Regions from separate parts of the Homo sapiens genome. Here region 2 is linked to region 1. A link is a contact called in ENCODE Hi-C or POLR2A ChIA-PET data. All regions are on one chromosome and are shown on one strand. The core of a region is the stretch at or near the end of the contact, and the rest is flanking DNA. Distances in the headings are between cores, read along the strand shown. Region 1 holds the start of PRKAB1-AS1 (PRKAB1, TMEM233 and CCDC60 antisense RNA 1). Region 2 holds the start of RNFT2 (ring finger protein, transmembrane 2).

The links. A loop is a pair of places that touch in the nucleus more often than their neighbours do. ChIA-PET counts read pairs that join two places held with the same protein, here RNA polymerase II (POLR2A). Pooled maps may share reads with other maps.
Region 2: a pooled map shows a loop between it and region 1 (14-fold over the local background). The contact joins the promoter of RNFT2 here to the promoter of PRKAB1-AS1 in region 1. A Hi-C loop is called at or near these places in 1 of 37 single-sample maps with no recorded cell type and 8 of 50 pooled maps. POLR2A ChIA-PET finds 5 or more read pairs at or near these places in 1 of 52 experiments (activated T-cell).

The regions. Positions count from the first base shown.
Region 1 is chr12:119,664,868-119,670,879 of GRCh38, forward strand. PRKAB1-AS1 (PRKAB1, TMEM233 and CCDC60 antisense RNA 1) reads right to left here and starts at 3,260. Exons shown (of 3, transcript NR_188494.1): 1 at 3,076-3,260. PRKAB1 (protein kinase AMP-activated non-catalytic subunit beta 1) reads left to right here and starts at 3,266. Exons shown (of 7, transcript NM_006253.5): 1 at 3,266-3,536. The coding sequence starts at 3,378. RefSeq lists enhancers at 834-978, 3,113-3,522, 3,961-4,596, a cis regulatory region at 898-915 and a silencer at 2,743-3,012.
Region 2 is chr12:116,735,585-116,741,596 of GRCh38, forward strand. It overlaps RNFT2 (ring finger protein, transmembrane 2), which reads left to right and starts at 2,731. Exons shown (of 11, transcript NM_001382266.1): 1 at 2,731-2,786; 2 at 4,761-4,937; 3 at 5,452-5,510. The coding sequence starts at 4,914. It overlaps SPRING1 (SREBF pathway regulator in golgi 1), which reads right to left and starts at 2,485. Exons shown (of 5, transcript NM_024738.4): 1 at 2,206-2,485. The coding sequence starts at 2,316. RefSeq lists enhancers at 1,027-1,985, 2,754-3,013 and silencers at 2,174-2,223, 2,304-2,563.

The DNA of each region.
Region 1 (6,012 bases), core at 2,010-4,509:
ACCATGATGTAGTGGGGAGTGGCCAGGTGATCCAGAATTCAGTCTCAGTATGACCTATGATCATCTGAGTGACCTCAGGCAAAACTGTTCGATCTCTGGGACTTAGACTCTTCCTTATATAAAACAAATGGGTTGGTCAGTTCAGAAGTGCTATACTGATTCTAATCCATCCTATGGAGGAGGCCCCAAAACATTATCCTTAACCCTTTTAATCATAAATTTAAGGATAAATGAGATTTTATCTCACTCTGGGTGACTTTTAAGGACTTGAAAACCTACTTCTTTTTGTGCTTGGAGCTGGAGTGAATTTGAAGCCAGGGTTGCGGGGGTGGGGGAGGGGTACTCCTAGCTGTGGCTGTGTTAAAATTGCCCTGGTTTGTTTGGGGGAGAATCTAGGGTATTTATCATTTGTCTTTGCCCTGGTGCCAGACAGACAGCAGTGAGTAGATGATGCCTTTTACACAGCAATGTGCTAACAGTTATACTTCCTGGCACACCTCCAGCCCCCAAGATGGAATGGTCTGACATCCATATCAGCAGAGAATCAGAGAAAGATGAGACGCTCTGATGCTTAGGAAAGTCACAAACCATTGTTACACAGATAAGTAACACAAAATGACCCAAGAGAGACACAGCTGGGACCCAAGTAGACACTTGTAATTGGCGAGTCTACCCTACCCATGATTTTCAATATGGGGTCAATAGCTGATAGATACCAATGTTAGTTTCTTTGTCATGAAATCTTGATACAATGTGGTAAGAGTTTCCAATCAGCAGTTGGTGGCATCCTCAGGATATTGTTGATTGTATTTGACATCAAGGGCCACCCATGCTTTCACTGTTATCTTATTCAAGCTAGTGCAGATGTCTTAAAACTTTCTTCATGCATCAAAGCATCTGCATAGCTCAGATAAAGAATCCACAGCTCATGTGTTCTTTCTTATCTCTCCGGCTGTTTGGGAGAGATTTCAAAACTCAACACCCCACTGTCTCATGTAACCAAGTCAGGGCCACTATTAGAAAAGCAGCTCAAAGAAGATATCCTGGGTCATCCACAGTATCTTAGCTTATTTAATTCAGCAAGCACATTCAACATTTCTGATTATACTGAATACATTCAAATTCTCAGTCATCAGCTTCAGGAAGACCCTCCTGGCTCCCATCCCTTTTCCTGGCTCCCATCCCTTTTCCTGGCCTGGCTTAAGTCCCTTCTGGGCTCCCACAGGATCCCTTACCTAGCTATATTATTGCTTTTCTGTGGGTCGGTGCCAGCCTGTACTGTATTAATTCCTTTGGGGCTGGAACCATATCTTATTTTTTTAAATTAAAAAGTAGTACATCCTCACAATAGAAAACTTTTCAAATACAGAACTATATAAATGAAAAGTGAAAGTCCCTTTTCTGTCTGCTCCTATTTGCAATCTCCCTCCTCTCCCCACAGAAGACCACTATTAACAATGTGTTGTATACCCTTCCAGAACTTTCCATTTGCTAGCCTAATAGTGCTAATAAAAGTGTTAACAGTTATTGAGTGTTTACTAAGAGTCAAGTGCTATGCTCAGCATTTTTATGCACGTTCCCAATTAATTCACAAAACAAGCCTATGAAGTAGGTGTTATTTTTGTTCCCATTTCACAAAAGAAGAGACTAAGGTGACAGTTACTAAATGGTAAAGCCAGAATCTGAACATGGCCAGGCTGAATTCAGAGCTCCTGCCCTTGAACTTGTTCTCTCACTTGCTTCCGGACCTTGCAATATCATAGACACTTCCCCATAGTGACCTAAAAATGGTTTCTCCCTTTTTAAAAGTTGCTTGGTATTCTACAAAATGAATGTATTCCATTCATTTTGCCATTCTCCTACTGAACAACTTTTAGGATTTTGTAGTTTTTCATTTCCTTATTTCACCAAGTGTAAGATTCCATTATTGTAAAAAGCATCCAGTTTCAGAAATTAAAATATATGGGGGCATGGGGGGTGACAAGTGCATCTTAGAATATATTTTTGCATGTAAATATTTTGTAGATAATGCTTGTAAATAATTTTCATGTGTGTATTTCTGCACAAGTTTCCTAGGAGTAAAATTGTGTGTCAAAATGAAGGTGCATTTTTAAATTTTGATGCATACTGCTGAATTCCCCCCAGGAAACCTTATCTTAGTCATCTTGTGTTCCTCATTTCCTTAGCACAATGTCTGGTACTTTTTTAGGTACTAAATAAATGTTCAGTGGGTGAAATGCATGACCTGACCCGGCAAATGCAAAGTATTTTGAGATATTCACACACCAAAAAACCCACAAAATATGACAATGACTGACAATGAGAAGATGAGAATATTTTACTACCGTATTTGTATGCACTTCTTGTTGAAGCACTGACCAGAGTAAATGACAAACGCTAATGCATCTTATGCAGAAGGATGTTTCCGAAGTGATTACAAGATATCTTGCAAAATTACCTATCAAAAGATTGCACACTCAATAAAAATACACGAATAACTCCAGCATTTTACAACCCCCAACCTACTAGACATAAGAAATTTCCAGAGATCTTATGGTCTGCCATTTTTTCAAATACCTGCAAGACTGCCTGCACCCCCGACCCTAATCTGTAGAAATCATGATTCTGCAGGTCTGCAGTGGGGGATGCATTTAACAAGCGCTCCAGGTTAACCTAATGCACTGTAAAGCGTGAGAACACGTGCATTAAAAGGGCTTTAAGAAGTGGAGTTTCTGAATCAGATTTGCATTTTAGAAAGATCCCTCTGGCTGCAGAGTGTAGAATCAACTATAAGTGAGCAAAGATAGCTAAATGGCATTATTCAGCCCAGCGCATGAACGGCTCAGATTGCCCGCGCGCTGGGGTGCCCCCTGCCGGCCCTCGGCAGCGCCTCGTCCTGGGCCTGGCCCTGGGCGGCCGGCTGCTGACTGCGACTGCGCGCTCCGAGGCCTGCAGAGACGGCCCGGGGCACCTGTTACCGCACCGCTCAAGACCGGAAGCGGAAATGGAATCGAGATAGCCTCGCGCGTTTAGCTGGCCGCCGCCACCTCCACGCCCTAGGCCGGGCCGACTTACGGAGTCGCCGGAAGCGGAAGTCGCTGAGGGGTGGTGAAGCGGTTGGGAAAGTGTCGGTTTATCTTCGCGCCCCTTGCGTTCTTGCCGCGGCTTGCCTGGGCAGGTAAAGCGCGATTGCGAGAGCTCGGCAACCCTGCCGACTCAGCCGGAACCGGCTCCCGGCCCGAGGGGCGTGGTGTCCTGGTGCTCCGACTCCTTCCGCAGGCTCCTTGGGACCCGCGGTTCCGGGAGTCCCTTGCTCAGGGTCCCTTTCCTGCAGTGAGGCGCCGTCCGCCTTCCCTGTGTCCCCGCAGACCCCCATCATGGGCAATACCAGCAGTGAGCGCGCCGCGCTGGAGCGGCATGGTGGCCATAAGACGCCCCGGAGGGACAGCTCGGGGGGCACCAAGGACGGGGACAGGCCCAAGATCCTGATGGACAGCCCCGAAGACGCCGACCTCTTCCACTCCGAGGAAATCAAGGTGCGAGCGGTGTGGAGGAACCCGATTCCCCTTGACTAATGTTGAGGAGAGGAACCCTCCACTAGATTCCCGTCACATCCTTTCGAAAAACACCAGAACGGAGAGGGAGGTGGTACATTACCCGGTGCACTTAAAAGCCAGATGGTCCTGTAAGAGTTCTCTTAGCGGTCCAAGAACCTGTGTCTAATTACCAATATGAGAAAGTCACCCTGAGGGAGGAGGTGCTCACTTGGTTTAACATCATTAAGGAGAAAGCAGCTCTGGGACAGAGTTTCAAATTCTTAATTAATTCAGAGTCGAGCTAACAGTAATTGAGCCCCAGCTTCTGCTTTTCTCTTAGGTGTAATTAATTGCACTGCTTTGAGACAAATTCCCTCACCTTTACACAAACTGGAGCTTTTGTAAAAGTTAGTTTGGGAATTTATCCATTTTGGAGGCAAACCAGGTACATATACAAGCTGAAAGTAGAGCGGAACAGCTGACGGCAGTTGCCAGAGGTGTTTAGTTCTGCCCAACACTTTTGATTCACCCTACTTATTTTTTAAAAGACGGTGGTCTCACTAATTAGCCGGGCGTGGTGGCGGGCGCCTGTGGTCCCAGCTACTCGGGAGGCTGAGGCAGGAGAATGGCGTGAACCCGGGAGGCGCAGCTTGCAGTGAGCCGAGGTCGCGCCACTGCACTCCAGCCTGGGCGACAGAGCTAGACTTCGTCTCAAAAAAAAAATATAAATAAAAATAAAAAAGACGGTGGTCTCACAATGTTCTCCAGGCTGGTCTCGAACTCCCGGGTTCAAGCAATCTTTATGCCTTGGCCTCCCAAAGTGCTGGGATCGCAGGCGTGAGCTACGGTGCTGGCCGGTTCAGCCTACTTTTTTTTTTTTTTGAGACCGAGTCTCGCTCTGTCGCCCAGGCTGGAGTGCAGTGGCGCGATCTCGGCTCACTGCAAGCTCCGCCTCCTAGGTTCACGCCATTCTCCTGCCTCAGCCTCCCGAGTAGCTGGGACGACAGGCACCCGCCACCACGCCCGGCTAATTTTTTATATTTTTAGTAGAGACGGGGTTTCACCGTGTTAGCCAGGATGGTCTCCATCTCCTGACCTCAGGAGATCCGCCTGCCTCGGCCTCCCAAAGTGCTGGGATTACAGGCGTGAGCCACTGAACCCACCCTACTTATTTTTTTTTTTTCCTTCTTTGAGATGGAGTCTCACTCTGTTGCCCAGGCTGGAGGGCAGTAGCACAATCTCGGGGCACTGCAACCTTCGTCTCCCGGACTCAAACCATCCTGCCTCAGCCTCCCGAGTAGCTGGGACTACAGGCGTGTGCCACCATGCCTGGCTAATTTTGTGTATTTTTGGTAGAGGTGGGGTTTCGCCATGTTGCCCAGGTTGGTCTTGAACTCCTGACCTCAAGTGATCCGCCCGCCTGGGCCGCCCAAAGTGCTGCGATTACAGGCATGAGCCACCACTCCCGGCCTCACCCTGCTTTTTTTTAAAGCGTACATAGAAAAGTCTTTCAGCTTCTAGAGGTCAGTGGGCGGTGAGGGTCTGTCTGAAGGAGGCAGCCAGCAGCTACTGAACTTCTCTCTAGTGTTGTTTAAATATGACTTAATCGTGCTTAAGCAGGCCAGTGCAAACATTTTTCTTCCTGCTGCAGCCTGTTTAAATTCAAAAACTCAGGTGACTTAACTCCTGCTTCAACCACACTCCTGTTAACCACCTTCATATGGTGGATATTTCCAGCCGCAGGGCTCAGTCCAAGGACACTTAGTGATTCTGGCAGCTGGTATTTATGTGTTATGTCCAAAAGGAACTAATTGTTTCAAGGAACAAAGTAGGTTTAGGAAAGATAAAGCTGCCCTCTGCCCAACATACCCTGTTAGTATCCAATTTCATGTTAATCATCATCCATTTAATTGCTTGGCAGCTCATTCCATCTGTGTTTGTCCTCATGTTGAGCGAGGTGATCACATCTCACACCTTCTTTTGGATCTTAGTTTTGAGCCTGACTACAAAGAGGCTGCTTTTATGTGGCCCTACAACCTGTGGTTTGAACTTGCTCTCTGAATTTGTTGCATTCTTGAAGAGCTGTGTGCAAAGTGAACTTTAGAATCATGTTTCTCTAATGACTTGACGTCCTTTCCCCAGGAGGTAATTTTGGTCCCTGGTCCCAAGAAGGCTATTTAAGACACCAAAGGAATCAAAACTACTTTCTTCAGAAGTATTTGTTCTGTTACTATTCCAAAACTCCTCCAGGAAATGTTGAGCACACACATCATCTATGGGGAATGATTTCAAGCAGCGTCCATTCTCACTTCATTAGAAGTTACTGAAATCCCCAGATACCAAAAAAGTCGTGAATTCTTTTAACTACACTAGGGTGCTATTTTGGTCATAATTAGTTATCCTTAGTGTGAAGTGATTCCAGTCTGTTATTTAATATGTAGATCTTGTTAGAATTCAAAGAATACAGGCATCATTT
Region 2 (6,012 bases), core at 1,481-3,980, 2.9 Mb before region 1:
AGTCGGGTGTGGTGGTGCATGCCTGTAATCCCAGCTACTCAGGAGGCTAAGGCAGGGAGAACTGCTTGAACCCGAGAGGTAGAGGTTGCAGTGAGCTGAGATCATGCCACTACACTCCAGCCTGGGTAACAGAGTGAGACTCCATGTTAAAAAAGGTTAAGATGGGAAATTCTGGCCAGGCGTGGTGGCTCACACCTGTAATCCCAGCACTTTGGGAGGCTGAGGTGGGTGGATCACCTGAGGTCGGGAGTTCAAGACCAGCCATGACCAACATGGAGAAACCCCGTTTCTACTAAAAATACAAAATTAGCTGGGCATGGTGGCGCATGCCTGTAATCCCAGCTACTCAAGAAGGCTGAGGCAGGAGAATCATTTGAACCCGGGAGGTGGAGGCTGTGGTGAGTTGAGGTCGTCCCACTGCACTCCAGCCTGGGCAAGAGCAAAACTCAGTCTTTAAAAAAAAAAAAAAAAAAAAAAAAAAAAGATGGGAAATTTTATGTCGTATTTTACCACAATAAAAAAAAATTGAAAAAAAAAAAAGATATCAACTAGGCAATTGGATATAAGAATTTGGGGATTTCTGGACAGATCTAGGCTGTTGTTATCAACTACTGGCATCAACAGCATACCTCCAGAGATCACCTGAGTATTTAAACAATGGCCCAGAGATTACCTGAGTCAGATAGAGAGGAAGGCAGAGGACGGAGTCCTGGCGCACCCCACCACTCAGGGGTCACAAGACAGAGAAGGGACAACACGCGACTGTGAGGAGGTGTCTGAGGTGGCAGAAAACACAAGTCACAGAAGTCTGGTAGTCACATGATTGCCCAGACATCCCGGCCAATAAAAGGGACTTACAACACTCAGCCTCTCTGTTTGCCTAAGGTGGCAGGTCACGTACAATTCCCTATTCTTCCCTTTTCACAGCTCCCCTGCCAATCCACTAAATGTAGAGTGACCACATAGTTTTATCAATGTTCTATTCACTTATATATTTTATTTACACACTTGAGCTTTGAGAGTAAAAAGGAGAGCTTTTTATAACCATGTCAGGACAACAGCATAACCCATTATCCTGGGTGCACCCTGGGGTGTAACCACCCTTTCTACACAACTAAGCACTCAACCTGGACTTCTAGACAAACTTATTAATGCTTTGGGTAAGATTTCCCCACCCGTGCTCCTTGCTGTTTCTCCCAGAAATTCTCACATGGAAGAAAAATGAAAGGGTGCAGTGTGTTGGAGGGGTGGAATTCTACCAATCAAGTTATGCACAAAAAGCATAAAAGGAACTGTGGGTCCTTTTGAGTCACCCAGGAGGACACAGAGCCCCCAAATTAAACGAAGGGCACCCATGCGAGGGCTGGCCGACCCTCGCCACCTATGTCTTGGTTTCCCCCACTGTAATACTGGGAACCCCACTTCTCCCAGGCCTGCTGCGAAGATGAAGCCAGCAAATGCACGCCCTCTCTTAGCTCTGGACCGGGCAGGTGAAAAGCAGGGAGGTGTTCATAAAAGCAGTCCCCACCGCTGAAGGGTCCTCAACTCGGGGTTCTAGTCCCAGCTCTGCCCTGGCCTAGCAACCCCTTCCCGCTGCAGGGACCAAGGCGGTGGGCAGGTCCCTCACCCGTGCTGAGACCGGGACAGGAATGCGCACCTCTCCCCACCCTCGGACGCCCCGGCGGCGCCGCTGCAGAAGTCGGGAGGTCGGACAAACGCGAGGAGTAAGGAAAAAGAGGAGGAAGGGAAGGAAGGAGGAAGAACGAAGTGAGGAAAGAGGATGTCAGGGAAGAAAGGGAGTAAAGGAAGAAGGAAGGGAGAGGGGGACAGAAAGGAGGAGGACGGAAGGAGGAAGGGAAGGAAGAAAGACGGAAGGGAAGGGAGAGGAAAAAGGGGAGGAAAGAAGAAAGGGAAGGGGGAGGAAGGAAAGGGGGAGGAAGGAAGGAGGAGGAAGGTGAGGAAGGTAAGGAAGGAAGGGAGGCAGGGAGAGGGGAAGGAAGGAGGAAGATAAGGAAGGAGGGGAGGTAGGAAGAAGGGAAGGAAGGAGGAAGGAAGGGAAGGGGAGAAAGAAAGGAAGGGAAGGGGTAGGAAGACAGGGAGGAAGGAAAAAAGGAGGAAGGTAACGAAGGAAGGAAGGAGAAAGTAAAGTAAGGGGGAGGAAGGAAGGAAGAAGGGAAGGGGAGGAGGGGAAGGGCGGCCACTGACCTGCTTGAAGGTGCTGCTGAGGAAGTAGACGAGCGACAGCCCGAAGACCAGGGCGAGCACCCACCTCTTCCGCAGAAGCCGGCGCCACACCATGGCCGCCAGGTTCACCATCCCGGCGCGGACGTGGGGCGCGGCGGCCGGGGCGCGGAACGCGGCAGGCCCGGGTCCCGGGCGGCATGGCCCCTACGCGCCCGGCAGCCCCATCCCTCCAGGCAGGCGCCGGCCCCGCCGCCCGCAGCCCAGTCTGCTCCCGGCAGCCTTGGGCGCAGCCCCACGTGACCCCGCCCTACGCCCCGCCTCCGCTCCGCAGCGACAAGGGCTAGTCGCGCAAGATCTTCTCACCATTGGTCCCTAAGGAACGGCGGCCTCCTATTGGTTAAGTGCCGGGAAAGGGGGCGGACAATCGCGTGAGTGCTGCGGGCGTAGCTGTGCCCGGGTCCTAGCGCCGGACCCGGCGACGCCAAGAAACCACCCAATAGGAGGCCGGAAGCATCGGAAGTCACATGCTGCCCAGGCTGCGCGGGTGATTGGCTTGGCTGGACCTGAATGATGCGGCTGTGATTGCTGAATTGTCTGGGCAGGTAAAAAGAGAACGCGATTTTTTTTTCTTTTCTCCCATCATGGTCTGTGTAGTCTCCTGCCCTTGCAGTCCCAGAGCGTTTTGCGCTGTGTGTTGGTTGCAGGGATGAAAAGCGCTCGCGACGTTGTTCCCGAAGTGCACCTGCCGGCTTCCAGTCCAAGTGATGCAGGCGATGCTCCTCTGAGTGCATTTCGGTGCAGTCCTGTAACGGGCCCCAGGGGCGCAACTTGAACCATCGCAAGCATCGAAAAGTCTCGGTGCGGTCCTTCAAAGGGACATAGTGGGATGTACAGAGCAGAGGATTAAAAAGCGTTTCATTCATTCAGATGCATCCCGCGTGCAAAAATTTATTCCAGAATTATGTACGGCCTGCTTCCGACAAAGAATCCGAAGCCTCTTCCAATACAAGCATCCGAAAGTAGAGTTTCGAGCATTCGATTTAGGAGTTAAATGTGTGGATGAGAACTTTGGAATATGAATTTTATTTTCCCCCAAGGATTTGCAATGTGGGATAATGGAGGGAGGGGCGAGAGGAGGATTAAGTTGAGATTGCAAATTCTTGAAAAATATTTATATAATGACCTTTTCTTGATATATGAAGATGCTGCTGCTGACCGGTTTGTTACCTAATTTTTCAAAAGAGAAAGGAGGCTTCACTGGCGGGTCATTTTTAATCAGTGGCCCTAGTGACACCATTGCTGCCCCCTCAAGAAGCCTGGTCAGGATTAGGAAGTCATTCAACAGCCAATAATCGTGCCCTAAACTGAAGTCAGACACCATCTGACTGATATAGACACCCTATATCCACAATATTGGCTCTGCCTCCAGAGACAAGAAGATATTCACGGAGGCTAAACCTTTTCATGGGAAGTAGATGGCCCTTATTACCTTGCTAGGGTGAAAGGTGGGACAGGGAGCAAGGGATCTAGAAAAGGGGAACTGGGAGACCCATAGATGTTTTATTCATTGAGTAAATACTTGTTGAGCGCCACTCTGTGCCAAACAGTGTCCTGGATGCTGAGGCAGAGGGGTGATCCAAGTAGACAGGATCCCTACTTTCAGGAATGGCATTTATATTCTAATGGGGAGGACAAATCATAAATAAATAAGCAAACATGAACAAATAAGTGCTATGAATAATATAAAACAGGGCAATATTACGGGGAGTCAGGAGAATGAGAAGAGAAGGCCTCTGGGAAGAGACGACATTTGCCCTGCGGGACCAAGCCCTGCCACATTTAGAGGAGAAAGTATTCCAAGGGGAGGGCACAGCAAGTGCAAAGGCCCTGAGGCAGGGACACGCTGACACATTAGAGGAACAGAAGGGCCACTGTGGGTGGACAGGAGTGGGAAAAGGGAGAATGGGAGGAAATGCAGTTGGAAACAGATGATGCTACATCAGGAAGAACCCGTAGGCTATGGACAGAGCTCGGGTTTGATTCTGATTGCACTGGGCAGCCGTTGGAGGGTTTAAAACATATTTTCTGGCTTCCCCAATCAGGACTCTTAGTTTGACAATAGGATGAAATACAATACCTTAAGAGTTTCAAAGAGGGCCGGGCATGGTGGCTTATGCCTGTAATCCCAGCACTTTGGGAGGCCAAGGCAGGCGGATCACTTGAGGTCAGAAGTTTGAGACCAGCCTGGCCAATATGGTGAAATCCCATCTCTACTAAAAATACAAAAATTGGGTGGGCGTGGTGTCGCATGCCTGTAAGCCTGTAATTTCAGCCACTCAGGAGGCTGAGGCAGGAGAATCGCTTGAACCTGGGAGGCAGAGGTTGCAGTGAGCCAAGATCGCACCACTCCGTCTTAAAAAAAAAAAAGGAGTTTCAAGGGGGGATCACTGAGAGGCTACCCAGAGATACTGAGCAGATGGAATCATCTGCTTATAGCTACCAACAATGTCCTAAGGCTTCTTAGCAGATTCAAGGTATCGCAGGGACTGTTCATCCAGGTGTTCTGTTCCATCCAGGTTTGGAGTCTCTGGCAAGCTCCCCTGACTGTGCATCCCTCTGGAGACGAAGAGGAGGGGGAGGCCTGTCCTCTCTGGGATCCATTGGTCACATCCCCCTGAGGATTCCCGAATGCCTACCTCCAGTGTCGTCAACATGGAGTTCTGAAGTCCATGTGGCTCTTCACAGTGAATCAGGTGACACGTCTCCAAGAGAATTTGCATCTTTATTACTACTTGATTAAATGTGAGAGCTGGAAGGAAGTTTTGGTTTGACCACTCCACCCCTCCCATGTAACACATGGGGAATCTGAACCCACAGAGGGGTTACTGATTTGTCTAGGGTCACAGCAAGTTAGCAGCAGCATCAACCCAGAATCCATGTCTCCTGCCAGTCCGCTGCCCACTTCACTTCATCCAGCACCTCTTGGCTGCACAGTTTACCGCGTTATCCTCTCACATGAGGACTTTCTCCACCTCTGAGTCTCATCGTCCTCCTCTGTGAAATGGGGTGATAGCTTTCCTCATGGGATAGAATGTCACATTGAGGATGGAATGGCATGAAAGATTGAAACATACTTTGGAAAATGCCAGAGAGCACTAGGGGTCTAAGATACGACTAGTGCAGGTTTGCAGTTTACAATTACCTTGGCAATCTGACAGGCAGTGGGAGTGTTGGGAGACTCTGGCTCACCCATGTGTTGGGTTTTAGGTGTTAAGGAAGATGCAGAGACGCCACAGCAGCAACACGGATAACATTCCACCTGAAAGGTAGGCATCCCTGCTTCTGTTCCATCTGAGGGCTCTAGGCTTCGGGTGGTGAGGGGCAACCCAAAACTGGATTGAACAATACCTCACCCTCAGCGTTAGTTGTTAGAGTCACACTGATGGCCTCATACTAAACATTCAACGCATAATAGCTTGCTCTTTCTTTTATGCTAAATTTCAAAGTCCTGTGTGATAGGTGAGCCACCTGACTCATTGTATCAATGAATGTACCTGTGGAATTTTGATTTATAGAGATGTCTTAGTCCATACAGGCTGCTATCACAAAAATATCATAGAATGGGTGGTTTAAACAACAAATGTTTATCTCTCACAGTGCTGGAAGCTAGGAAGTCCAAGATGAAAGCTCCAGCATATTCAGTGTCTGCGAAAGGCCCACTTTCTGGTTCACTGATGGCCATTCTTTTGCTATGTCTTAATGTGGTGAAGGGAAAGGGATCTCTCTGGGTCTCCTTTTTAAGGGCACTAATCCCATTCGTGAAGAGCC